Regions from separate parts of the Homo sapiens genome. Here region 1 is linked to region 2. Evidence: chromatin contacts called from ENCODE Hi-C or POLR2A ChIA-PET data. All regions are on one chromosome and are shown on one strand. Each heading gives the region's core, a stretch centred on a gene start or an enhancer-like site at or near the end of the contact. The rest is flanking DNA. Distances are from core to core; before and after follow the strand shown.

Evidence for each region. A loop is a pair of places that touch in the nucleus more often than their neighbours do. ChIA-PET counts read pairs that join two places held with the same protein, here RNA polymerase II (POLR2A). Pooled maps may share reads with other maps.
Region 1: a loop to region 2 is called in a map with no recorded cell type, with 4 times the contacts of the local background. The contact joins the enhancer-like site here to the promoter of LINC01447 in region 2. A Hi-C loop is called at or near these places in 1 of 168 maps with a recorded cell type or tissue (OCI-LY7), 2 of 37 single-sample maps with no recorded cell type and 3 of 50 pooled maps. POLR2A ChIA-PET finds 5 or more read pairs at or near these places in 1 of 52 experiments (activated B cell).

What each region holds. Positions count from the first base shown.
Region 1 is chr7:47,936,723-47,943,391 of GRCh38, forward strand. PKD1L1 (polycystin 1 like 1, transient receptor potential channel interacting) reads right to left here. Exons shown (of 57, transcript NM_138295.5): 3 at 3,471-3,595; 4 at 124-236. Among named protein-coding and RNA genes, the nearest start is that of PKD1L1, 8.4 kb to the right of the region's middle. RefSeq lists enhancers at 924-1,003, 1,454-1,623, 4,467-5,090, 4,483-5,682 and a silencer at 5,470-5,764. Within about 2 kb of position 4,076, at least 18 of the 41 ENCODE cell types and tissues checked have a DNase peak (open chromatin) inside an H3K27ac peak, as active enhancers do.
Region 2 is chr7:47,620,317-47,626,791 of GRCh38, forward strand. It overlaps LINC01447 (long intergenic non-protein coding RNA 1447), which reads left to right and starts at 1,623. Exons shown (of 4, transcript NR_108090.1): 1 at 1,623-2,021; 2 at 2,796-3,418. RefSeq lists an enhancer at 5,665-6,204.

The sequences.
Region 1 (6,669 bases), core at 2,826-5,325, 320 kb after region 2:
GCTAACCCACCCTCGGGCCATGTAGGAACAAGCATCGACTTTCACATCTGAGCAATTCTTTGTAAGTTCCATGTCATTTGCATGTTCAGAAAAGCAATATTTCGCCATGGTACATTGACATACCTATCAGCACTGTTATCACAATCCAGAGGCGCCTGTGTTTTTTCATTAACAACAGCCTGTGTTTTTTCATTAACAACACTTAACGCTGCTTCACTAGTTGTTTTCCAAATGTTCTGTAAGAAAAAATAATAAAATAATGTGAGAGAGCTGCTTATGAAAACCCAGTACATTTGGGAAAGTAATATTACTTCATTAACAAAATAGCAGTGGACCCCTGCTGTGCGCCCAGCACTGTGCTGGGCACCAGAGAAGCAACAGCGAGGAAAGCAGACAGCTTCATCCTCCCAGGGCTCCTGTTCTGCCAGAGGAAGCCAGAAAGCAAACATGTAGCCATAACAGCATCTGCTGGGGGTCGTGCTGCGGAAGAATAGAGCTGCAGGAGGGATTCGTGCGGGGTCGGGACGGGGTGGGGGTGGGGGGGGGGGGCGCGGTGCTTTTTTATACACAGGGTCAGAGAAGGCCGCTGTGTGTGACGACATCTAAGCAGAGCTGGAAGAGGAGGAATGCAGAGCTATGCCGAAGGTGGAGGCACACCTGCTTCACTGCAGGAGCAGCAGAAGTCTCGTGGGGCTGCAGCCACAAGTGGGAACCAAGAGAGCACAGGAGGTGACCTCAGAGTTACGGGAGGCCAAGTGGGGTCAGACTCAGGAAGTGGAGTTTCATTCTGAATGAGATGGAGGGTTCTGAGCACAAGAGTGGCACGCTCCAATGCACAGAAGCAACAGTGTGGTTGCGGTACTGAAGAGAGCCTGGCAGGCAGGAGTGGCAGCAGGGGATCCACTCAGAGGGCTATGAGGATGGCAGGTCTTGATTGTGGAGTGAAGGCAGAGGGTGAACACCTCTGAGGCTATGGGGTGGCCGGGCTGGCTGCTGGACTGGAAGTGAGATGGAGCCCAAGAGAGAACTCAGAGACAATGCCACTGGGCTTGCTCGGCCTGTGCACACTGAGAGCTTAGGTGGGGTGGGGGCATTGGAGGGCAGGTGAGGGGTGCTGGGAGCCCATCTTGGTCATGAGGCCTCTGTTGACCTTGCATTGACCTGTGCAGCTCTCCTTGTGACAAAATCTCAATCCTGGTGGCACCAGGAAAGCAGGGAGGTGCCCACGGCACAGGAGGAGGGGGGACACTTTTGGCCTACGGGAAGCTGGCCACCTTGTTTCCTACACAGGACGCCTGTCCAGAGACAACGCCCCACTGTGGACATGATTACAAAAAGCAGCCACCATCCCTCAGACTGAGGGCCCAGGGCCTCACTCTGGCTCTTGAGAGAGCTGTTACCAGAAGTAGTTCCAGCCAGTTAAGAAGTTAGTATAGGTTAACCAACGGCCCAGCCCCTCCCTGGGATGTGCGCTCCCTGTGCTGTGGGCCTTTTACAGATTTGTAACTACAGGACATCAGGTGCTTCATCTTTCAGGAGAACAACACAGGAAGGTGTCAAGAAGGCCAGAGTGGGAGCTGAAAGATGCCAGCTCGTGCCTGAGTGCATACGCCTGGCACCTGCCCCTCTTCTGTGACGAGAACAGGGAACCCCTCTGTGGCCTCCCAGAGCAGGACCTGGGTAGATCCTGGCAGTTTCCTGAGGATGTGAAACCCAGGGGCTGAGACAGCTGCATGTACCTACAACCCCTAAAAGGCATGGTGCTAGTGAGCAGCATGGGAGACACAGGGCTTTGCAAGACACTATCCTATAACTATGCCCAATCAGCAAACTGCCCAGCACGTCCAGGAGCTGGTGTATGGCCCTGTGTGACCTTCGCCTGAGCCCACTGGGGCTGTAGAGAGCAGAGCGGCCAGAATGCAGCTTGGAAATGGGTCTCCCAGTCAACCAAAACCAGAGAGCCCCCTGATTGCACATTTCACCAGGACCAAGCCCTTTGGGACATGATGGTCAAATCCTAAAGGCATCGATCTATGCCCAAAGCTGAGGTCCCAGGTGGCTGAACCTTGGAGTCACCTGGGTGGGGTGGGGTTGAAGCACCATCACCCTGAGCCACGCCACAGCATGTCTGTTAGAATCTTCAGAGGCAGGGCTTGTGCATGGTTTTGTTTGGTTTCTTTGACTTTTAAGCTCCCTAGGTGATTCTGCATAGCAGATCTGCACCAAGTGTTCAAGAAGCATGAGGTCTGTTTGCCCCCTTGTGTTTGGAGGTGAGGGCACTAAAAGCCTAAGGAAGTCACTGTATGTGGCTATTTACATTGTGTAATGTGAGAAACGCAGGTAATATCACCTCCCCTCTAAAACACCTCTCCCCAACCTCCTGTTCTCAGAACCATCAGACGCTCATCTTACTAAATATCCTTCCTTGGGAACCTAAAAATGCCTCCTTGAACTTTCGCTGACAAAAGTGATGGCAGAGCAGAGAAAAGCTCCCAAACACAAACACTGTGGGTTGAGATCAAATTCATTTCAATATAAACTCAGATGGATGTGCTACGGAGGGGGTGGTTTAATAACGCTGCTCTGCATGAGGAATACTGAAAAATGAACTGCAGGAGAGTCTTTGCCAAGGACAGCAGAGGTTCTGGGAGCTTCAAAGAGAACTGGCTTCTTTAAATTTGAACTAGAAACGCACAACTCTGGGCTGTCTGTGCATGTCCCTTTGGAACCAATGCTTATTCTGGGTGAAAAGCATGTCTCACTCAGAAGTTTTCACTCTTCTCTCGGACCCCACCCACAGATGTGAGAGTCACTCCTCTCACGCTTCTCCTCCATCTCCAGGGCATTGCCCAGGCCTTCAGACCCAAGCCCTGTTAGCTACTCTGATAAACAGATGCAAGGGAATTCACAAACATCCAGGTAGCCCAGTCTTAATTAATAGGGGTCTTCAACGAGCTCCCCACACTGCGCAAGTTAAGCAGGGTTTCAGTGCTTTGGCTGCTGGAAGCCTTGTCTGTGCTGGAGCCATCTCGGGGCAGCTCCCACTCCCCACCTGGGGGACAGCACCCACTCCCCACCCCGGGGATAGCCCCCACTCCCCGCTTGAGGGGCAGCCCCCACTCCCCACCTGAGGGCTACCCTCCTACTTCCCACCTGGGAGGCAGCCCCTACTCCCCACCTGCAGGGCAGCCCCCACTCCCCACCTGAGGGCTACCCCTCACTCCCCATCTGAGGGCTATCCCCTACTCCTCTGGGCTGGGCTAGCCCTGCCTGCACTTCTTATATGTGGAACTATGCTCTGGAGCTGAATTAAGGCTTTATAAGTCACACTTGCTTCATTGGCACAAACACACATGATAGGAAAACAATCCCTGATGAATTCCTGATGAAACATGGAGGTGCTTTTTAGCTGTACTGTACATGTACTGTATTCAGGAAGAAAAGCCTAATTTCCCCAGATCCAGGAATACCTTCTGCCTGGAAGCTGATGAGGATGGGCTCTGTGATTCCCGGTCTTCTGCCTTTCCATTCAGAGCACACCAAGGACAGCCACACTTCCCATCACTCATAAGAAGCACATGATTAGCATAGACCTCTAGAGAAAAAAAAAAAAGCAAACATTCTGAAGACTGCAATGTGCTGGGAAGGTGAGAACATAAAGCTGGAGAAGCCCTAAGTTATACATAAGGTCAAAGCCACCTGGGCCTAACAACGGGCTGATCATGAAGATGCGTGTCCTTGGGCTGCCGTGTCCTGCTGTGTGTGTTTTCTTTCTATTTCCTTGCTTAAACAATGTCTTAGGTGTAGCCCACACTAAGCAATATGAGGAAACGCACAACCACCAGCCACGCTGATAATGAATGCCTGTTCCAGAAACACCCAGTGGTCTGGTCATAAAATAATGAGGGTCAAAGGTCCTGCTCAGGGGTGTGTAGTAGAGGGGGCAACACCACAGTCGGAAGGAGTGGTTGGGGAGCTGTTGGACAAACAGGAAGACCATTAAAGACACTCCAAAGTTTATAAGCAGGATGTTCCCACCCAGGCAATCTGGCCCTGATGGTAGCACGGACCTGGCTGACGTTCACTCCTCCCATCTCTGAGGGCTGAAGGCCGGGCAGTGAGCGGAGCCAGTGTCCACCCGGCTGGGAGGCTGAGGGCCCTGCCACATCCCATGTCTGTGAGAGCATCTGGAATAGGATCTGCGCACAGCTGACAACTGTTGCCAGCGATGACAGGTCCTTGAGTGTTTGTGATGCCATTCTCTCTACTCATGCAGATGTTTGAAAATGTCCATAATAAAAGTTAAAAGAAAATATTTCTGCTAGACCTGGCCCTGCACAGAGCCACTCTCAGCAAGAAGCCAGGCGACTGCCTTGGGTGCAAGAGCTGCTTTCCCTGAAGCCCCCACCCCTCTCATCCCCAGGTAGGAGGGGAAGGAAGTGGGGGTGGCGGGTGAAGAGGGGACTGGAGCACCCTGCTGCTTTTCTGTCAGACCCGAGTCCCTGTAAGGAAACCTGTTTCTGCCTGGGCTCTCTTAACCCCAGTCTGTTATTCTGGCCAGCTTTGCTCAGGCTAAAAGGAACCCAAAGGCCTGCAGGCCGCCGAGAGCAGCAGGTTCTCCAGGAGCTCCAGGCCAGGGCTGGGCCATCCTCACAGGGGATGTGGCTTCCAATCCCTGCACCCCAGCAGTGGTGCTGGCAGTCAGCTTGCCCCTAGCCTCCCAGGACACTCTCAAGTTTAGCCTAGGACAATATCAAATCCAGTTTTAACATTGTGAGTCAAAGTCACTATTTACTGTCAAGAGTCCAGTGTATTAATATCTTGTGATAACAAAAGCTGAGGAAAAATCAAAGGCCGTGTTCCTGGCCTAATATGTGACGTGCTACAAATGCCATCGAGTGCCATTGAGCACCCATGCAGGCTGGATGCACCAACTGAGGTATGAAGTAATTTCCTGAACTGGACACATCCGAGAGGAAGAAATATTTAGAAAATGTTTCGGAATAAGCTAGAATAGTCAAGTGACTCATATTTCTCTGAAACCAATTAGTCATCAAAGTCACTGTGCTCAAATTATCTGGAAAAAAAAGTGGATATACCCCTGAACAGAAAGAAATAAATAAAAAATCATAAAAAGTACATAAAATTGCAAAATTGAATAAAGTATGTCACAAAAGGAGAAATAAACTAAGTGAGTGAAACTAATCCTGAAATTGGCTTAATTGTCCCACAGAAGTGATATTTATAGGTTTTTTGAATAAACATGGAAACTGACTCTCCTAGTCTTAAAACCTGAAACTTAACATCCATCTCATCTGAGTTCTTCCCTCAGGAAACCAACCCAGGAAAGGGACCCACCAGATCCCTGCATCCAGCCAGGCCCCTCATTCCTCAGATTGCTTCCTCACCCCTCTCTAATTTTGTTTTCTCGTCTTCCCTGCTATATAAACCCCCAAGTTTTAGTCAGATGGGGAGATATATTTGAGACTTTATCTCCCTTCTCCTCATCTGCAGCACCTGATAAAGCTTTCTTCCCTGGCAATCCTCGCAGTCTTCATGATGATTATGCTCTGTACGTAAGCAGCAGCAGCAGGATGTCAGGCAAACCCCTGGCATTTAGGTAACAATTCCACATGATCTTAACATAAGAATTGCAAAAGAATTGGCGTTGCATTGTTTCAACATTGATGCCAGGCACACACCCGCCTCCTGCCCCGCGCCCCCGCCCCCCCACTCCATTTAAATCCGTCTCTTTAGAAATTAAAAAAATTTTTTTAAATTTAATTTTAAAAATCCGTTTCTCAGGTCTACCAAATGTGTAGCCTAAGTTGAAAACTCAAAAATTCCTTCTACTTAAAGGAATCCTGGCAATTACGTTTCAGGCAACACTTTAGAATTTTCATTTTAAAAATTAAAAACAGAGATACTCTCTGTGTTAAGGACGAGGAGGAAAACCCCACACCTGTGGCCATGCAGACACCTCCTGTAACCTAAGTATTCCCTTCATTGGGCTCTGGGAGGCCCCACTTACAGTCTTGGTTGTTCTCGAAGTGTGGCCCCCAGATCTCAGCCTCACCCCAGACCTCCTAAAGCAGAAAGTCAGGGGTGGGGCCCAGTGAAGGAGTTAAAAATATACCATCCTGGCCAGGCGCCGTGGCTCATGCCTGTAATCCCAGCACTTTGGAAGGCCGAGGTGGGCAGATCACGAGGTCAGGAGATGGAGACCATCCTGGCTAACACGGTGAAACCCTGTCTCTACCAAAAATACAAAAAATTAGCTGGGCGTGGTGGCGGACGCCTGTAGTCCCAGCTACTCAGGAGGCTGAGGCAGGAGAATGGCGTGAACCCAGGAGGCAGAGCTTGCAGTGAGCCAAGATCATGCCACTGCACTCCAGCCTGGGTGACAGAGTGAGACTCCGTCTCAAAAAAAAAAAAAAAAAAATATATATATATATATATATATATATATATATATGTGTGTGTACCATCCTGGCATGTGGACTATTTAAGTTAGAGGCACTTGCAAAACAGCAGGTTTAAGATCACTCTGACCTTCCTTCTGTTTCTTAAAAGCAGAAAATGAAATTCCCATGTGGAAGATGTCCTGTTTATACCAGGGAAATAAAGCAACATTCTTATCATGGTGGCCATGCCTCCTTCCCCAAGGCC
Region 2 (6,475 bases), core at 373-2,872:
GTGAAGGCATCATCTCAGCCAGTTCCTGAGCATGTGTCTGTCTTTATAAACAAAAGCAAATAATAAAGCCTAAAGTAAACATCTTTTAAAGACTTAAATATGACTGCTTTTGGATAATTGACCAACTTTTCTGGTCTCCCATGGCCAAGTTGGGGGATAAGGATGCTAAGAACCCTCCTCATGGACCCCATCTACTTCCAGGCCCTCCTCTCTCCATGCTCCCACCCTTGGCTTCAGCCCTGACAACACTGCACAGTCCTGTCTCTCCCCCATATCTTTACCTGCTGGCACGTCCTTCCCCAGCTTGGGATGTGCTTCCTCCCACTCCACTGTGTTGAGCTAACTTCTAGTCTCCCACTGACATTTTCTTTTTTTTTTTGAGACAGAGTCTCACTCTGTTGCTGCCCAGGCTGGAGTGCAGTGGCACAATCTCCTGTTCACTGCAACCTCTGCTTCTCGAGTAGCTGGGACTACAGGCATACACCACCACACCCAGCCAGTTTTTGTATTTTTAGTAGAGACAGCTTCACCATGTTGACCAGGCTGGTCTGGAACTCCTGACCTCAAGTGATCCACCCACCTTGGCCTCCCAAAGTGCTGGGATTACAGATGTGAGCCACGGTGCCCGGCCCCTCCTGTTGACATTTGACTGCAGCTTCCCTTCTCCTGCCCCAGGCTGACGTCCATGTCCACCTCCTGGGCTCCCACTGACTTGCACTGAGCCGCAGATTCACCCGCATGGTGGTCTACAGACTCGCCTGCACGCAGGAGGACATCAGGCACCTTGCTTGCTGCATGGGGAGAATCACACAGGAGCCCAGGAGGGCAGCAGCTCCAGGACCTGGTGTCCTTCCTGTGGTTCTTGTTGAACATCTTGGGCTGGCTTCTCATGGTGATGGAGAAGCTTGTAGCAGCTCTGGCCTTCCCACCCTCACAACAATGGCCAGGGGCCATAGAAGATGTGTCCTGTCCCTGATCACACAGTCAAGGTGAGGAAAATATCCCCAGAGGCCACTACAGCAGACTTACCTCTATTTGTTCATAGCGCGCGAGGGGCTGAGTGAGCCCCACACCCCGAGCCACAGAACCACAAGTTCCTGAACAAAACTGGGTTATCTTAGCAAGGAACGAAGTGATGGCTGTGAGACAGGCCACCGGTGGCCGCGTCACAGAGCCTTGGGGACAGTGGAGCCAGCCAGGGTGTGGGGCCAAACAGTAATGGTAGGAGAACTTGTCTCAGGCCTCGGTGCAGCCCAGCCAGTTACCCAACAAGGCCCAGGGCTGGCAAGAAGCAGGACTTGAAAGAGGGTCATACAGGGTGGGGCCAGAGCTCCGTAAATCCCCCTAGGGAAGGACACATTTATTTCCTACTGGCGCAGCAAGTTGTGGGATCAAGAAGATTGAAGAAAAGGTTCCCTGTCCCCCTCGCAGGGTGTGTGATGGGGTTGTGGTTCACTGCTTCAGTGTCCCACTGCTCAAACCTCTAGGGGAGTGTACAGATGGGCAGGTTGCGGGGCTCCGACCCCACAGCAGCCTCTAGGGATCAATGTTTACAGCTCCTGAAGCCCCAGTGGGCATGTGTTACAGGGAGCTCTTTTAGTTCAGCCGTCCGTAGGCGGCTTGTGTTAATCAGCTCAATTAGACTCCCTTCCTTATCACACGGACAGAGGGCTTTCTGTATCCTGGGGTTTCTTGTCTTGGTGTACCGGAAGAATTGGATCATGGGTGGGCTTGGAGAATGAGTGCAAGGTTCTATTGAGTAGAAGTAGCCCTCAGCAGATGGGGGAGCCAGAAGGGAGATGGTTTTTGCCTGCAGTCAGGCCACTTGGCCGCCCCAGCTCTCCTCTGACTGCTCCAGCCAAACTCCGCCTCATTCTGCCAGTCGATGGCCAGCATGTCGGCATCTGTTGATGTGCTCTTCTGCTGGCATGCTCCCTCGACGTTCTCTCAATATCCGGCCGCCTGTGTCTTCTTCTGCTGATCTGCTCCTCTCCACATCCAGCGGCTTGTGTGTCTGCCTGGTAGGGTCTTGGGGTTTTTTATAGGCACAGGATGGGGGCGTGGCAGGCCAGGGTGGTCTCAGGAAATGCAACATTTGCATGCAAAGGCAGGAGCGGTTGTCCTCACCTAGGTCTGTGGGGGTGGAGCCCTAACCAGGGATCATGCCCTCCTATACCCAGCACTTCCCTTTCCCCTTCCGTATCATTTAAAGGGACCACACTCTTCCCTTCCCAGCACTTCCGTATCAATTGGGGCAGAGGGCTCCATAGGCAAGGCCTTCCCTCAAACAGTGCTGATGTCTGAAGAGTTCATCTTGAGTTGAACTGGAGAGATGCTGTCTTCTTTTAGTTGTTCTGTTGTCCCTCTCTAACTTCCTTCCTTCCTCTCTACATGTATCTCCTTCCATCTCTCCCCATCCCACTTCCTCTCTTCCACTTCTCTCTCTCCCTCCCTTCCTGTCTCCATTCCCTCCCACCTCCCTCCCTCTCTCCCTTCCTCTGTCTCTCCAGCTTTCTCTCTTTCCATTTTTCTCTTTCTCCCTCCTCCCCCTTCCTCTACCACCCCTTCTTTCCCTCCCTTCCCCCCCAACCTTCCTCTCTCTCTTCTTCTCTCCCTCTCTCTCTATCTCCTACTTTATCTTCCAGTCCAAACACTGTGCAGGCTGCCAAATATTAACATGGAAGGAATGTTATGCTAACTCTTTTCAGCATTGGGAATTCATTAGACTCAGGCCCTCTTAGATCTTTCTCTCAAACTTTGAGTTTTTAAAAACATCTTTTTTTGCTCCCCCACAGATGAGGTCAGGAAGTGGCTAAGAAGAGATCCATGAAGATTAACATTCAGTGCTCAATTTCTGAAGGAAACAGGGAGTGAAAGGCCGTGGAAGAAAACAGGGCTGCCACGAACATGCTCTTGGCTGTTTGAAAAGATCCAGCGCAGCTTGAACTTCAAAAATAACTCCATTCACTATGGTTGCAGTTGGGCTTGGGGAATTTCTCACAATCAAAAGCAGCTGCTTCATCTCATTTAGCCATTAGGCTGAGCTCCACAGGCTCGCTGCAGGATCTTAGAGCCTACAAGGCCCTGCTAAGAGTAGCCGCGTTTTCCAGCATGCAGTAGATCAGCGAGTGTTTACATTTGTGTTTGGAATGCTCATGAGTCCTTTGGGGCAAAGACTGAGTCATTAATCAGAGCTTTCTATGAACGTATTGCTGCCCAAGCCTCTGTGAATGTGAGTACGGCCTTGTCCCCTGAGTGACGCTGAAAGAGAGTGAAGCACATGTGCTCCATAGGACTGCCACGGCCACCCCTCTCATTCACTTTTCCATTCAGCGCTGAGACTAAGTTTAACTCATTTTTCTTTTGTTGTGAAAAGAGAATGCACACAAAAATTCAAATGTTACCAAATCGATATCAGGTAAGAGACAAAATTTCCCCTCTCTGGTACTCATATTCCCAGTCCATCCTCTCTGAGGTTATAACCTCTGATTGTGCCAGGCATCATTCTAGAATGTCTGAGCATATGCAAATGAGTGTGCATGATGTACATTATATATATATATATTTTAGAAACAGAGTCTTGCTCTGTCGCCCAAGCTGGAGTGCGGTGGTGTGATCTCGGCTCACTGCAAGCTCCACCTCCCGGGTTCACCCACCATTCTCCTGCCTCAGCCTCCCAAGTAGCTGGGACTACAGGCGCCCGCCACCATGCCCAGCTAATTTTTGTATTTTTAGTAGAGACAGGGTTTCACCGCGTTAGCCAGGATGGTCTCGATGTCCTGACCTCATGATCCTCCCGCCTCGGCCTCCCAAAGTGCTGGGATTACAGGCATGAGCCACCGCGCCTGGCCATGATGTATATATTTAATATATGTGTGTGCATGTATGTAAATGTGAGCGTGTACATATGTACATCCATACATACAGATATGCATTCAGAAATATACATACTTATTATATATATATGGTACAGCTTTGAGCAAGCTGAGCCCTGAGGCTCTTCTGAAGGGGAGGCCTTGGCACTGTTTCTGACACTCTATGTTCCTCAGCATTTAGACTAATTAGAGCCTCCTCCGGTATCTAGAGAAGATATAATGCTCCTCTGAAGCATAGGATGAAAAGGGTGACCCCAAAGTCAGGTCTGTGACATAGGCTGGCCCCTGGCTGATGGTCTCATGCCTCCCCCACTGAGTGCCTCCAGACTTTGGAGGCATGGTGATTTGACCCTAGAGTGAGACTCTGTGAGGCCAAATGGGCAATGGAGTTGGGGAAGCCTAAAGCTAGGACTATCCCAATGGCTTAGTCCTTGGCCACTGTCAGCTGGTTCCTTCTAGGGATGCAGACACAATTGTCCAAAATTCTCTAGGAAATGAACTTCTCTCTACCTTTTGAATTTGCAGTTGCTGCACCCAGAAGCCAGCCAGGTGCATGAGGTGGTGCAGAGTGAGAAAGTGGGGCTGGGGCTGGAGGGGAGGAAAGGCAGCACACCTCCCAGCACTCACCATTTTCCAGGCACTGAGCTAGAGTTCCCAAATAAGGAAGTGATGCTTTTCTCTGGAACCCACATTGTGGTGATAAAATGAAACTCCCTATAAATGCTTCAGGGGGCTTTTTCTTGCACTCATTTTCAATAAGTTGCTGTTTTTCCCCATTTAAAAATAAACATGCTTATGATAGACCATTTGGGATACCCAAAGAGAAGGAAGAAAGAAAAGAGTTCTCCCTTGTCTCACCACCCAGAGACAAGTATGTAGATTTGGGGAGATTTTCTTTGCTCAGGTTTTAGATCATGGCCCTTACTTTTTTTTTTTTGAGATAGAGTTTTGCTCATGTTGCCCAGGCTGGAGTGCAGTGGCGCGATCTCGGCTCACTGCAACCTCTTCCTCCTGGGTTCAAGTGATTCTCCTGCCTCAGCCTCCCGAGTAGCTGGGACTACAGGTGCGCACCACCAGATCCAGCTAATTTTTGTATTTTTTTTTTTTTTTTTTAGTGGAGACGGGATTTCACCAGGATGGTCTCAATCTCTTGACCTCATGATCTGCCCGTCTTGGCTTCCCAAAGTGCTGGGATTATAGGCATGAACCACCGCACCCGACCCCTGGCCCTTATGTATTTTTAAGGTCCACTTGAATATGCACTTATAGGAACTCATGCAAGATGATACAATTCTCACTGTTCACCTTCACTGGTATTTGCAATCATCATCTTAAAGTTCAAACAGGAAAGTTTGTGCTAAGTCTTATTAGCTTGAGGGGTTTCATTGACAATTATACATAGATCTTCACAGACTACATTTGAAAGGGGTCCACAAATTGCAAATACTGAATTGTGGCATTTAATTTCCCATGACCCCTGCAGCCTGGCAGCCTTTGTCTCCAGGCTGAGCTGGATACCCCGGTCAGGAGAAAGAGGCTTGGTGCAGAAAGAGGGCTTCCTGACTCCTTTCAGCTGGAGGTAATGGTCCTTTCTCCTTTTCCAAATCTCTCAGGGTTTCTGCTCTGGTCAGAGAAGGATCTAACCCAAAGGAAGGAGGGGAGGCCACCCCTTCTGGGCCTCAGGGGGTGAAGAATGAGAGAGGACCGGGGTGGGAATGGGAGGCATGGGCTGAAAGACACTTGCCCCCTCCCATCTCGGTTCACTGAGGCCCTGCTGACCAAGGGCGCTGCACTAGGCAACAGGATTGGGCCAGGAGGATGCAGAAACACATAGCGCTGGGACTCCTGCTGTGCACAGACAATCAACTGCCAGGCATATTGCCCAGAGATGCAGTGAGAGCAGAGAGAGAAAGGATTTCCACACACCCAGGTATTTGAAGAAGTGATGTTTGCCCTCATCCGTCCTTCTTGGAAGAGCTGGATCTAGAACATAGGTGGGGAGGAGGGGTTTCAAAAGCGCAGCCTGCCCCTGTGCCCCCAAGTCCAAGGTCCCTAGGCAAGCATGGAGCCGCAGTCCTTGCCCTTTACCCTGACCCCTCACCATTCTTCAAGCCACCAGTCATCTGCATAGAGACAGAGGAAAGATTTCACTGAATTTGAGATCAACATTTGAATAGCTGAAAGTGGCTAGAAAGCTAATGGAATACACCTAAACATTGCCAGAGGTGCAAAAGGGAGGGTGGAAAAGCAAGATAGGAAGCAGTGATTGAAAGGAAGCCTTCAAAATACAATTCCTCTTTACGCTCCACTGAGTCATGACAGCACAGTGTTAAGACCGAGGGCCCCATGGATTTGAATCCTTGCTCTATTCTGCTCCAGGTAAGGGACATGGGCAAGTTGCCTACTCTCTTCAGCAAACACCCAGGGCCCCACATTCAATATGGCCACATTAATATCCACATTTTATGAGTGCTGTAATAATTAAATGCAATAATGCAGGGCACGAGGCCCACACACAATACTGCATTTCACTGAAACTAGACTGTGCTATTGGAAAAACGCCTCCTAATTTTAGAGGTGTTCAAATGTGAAAAAATAGT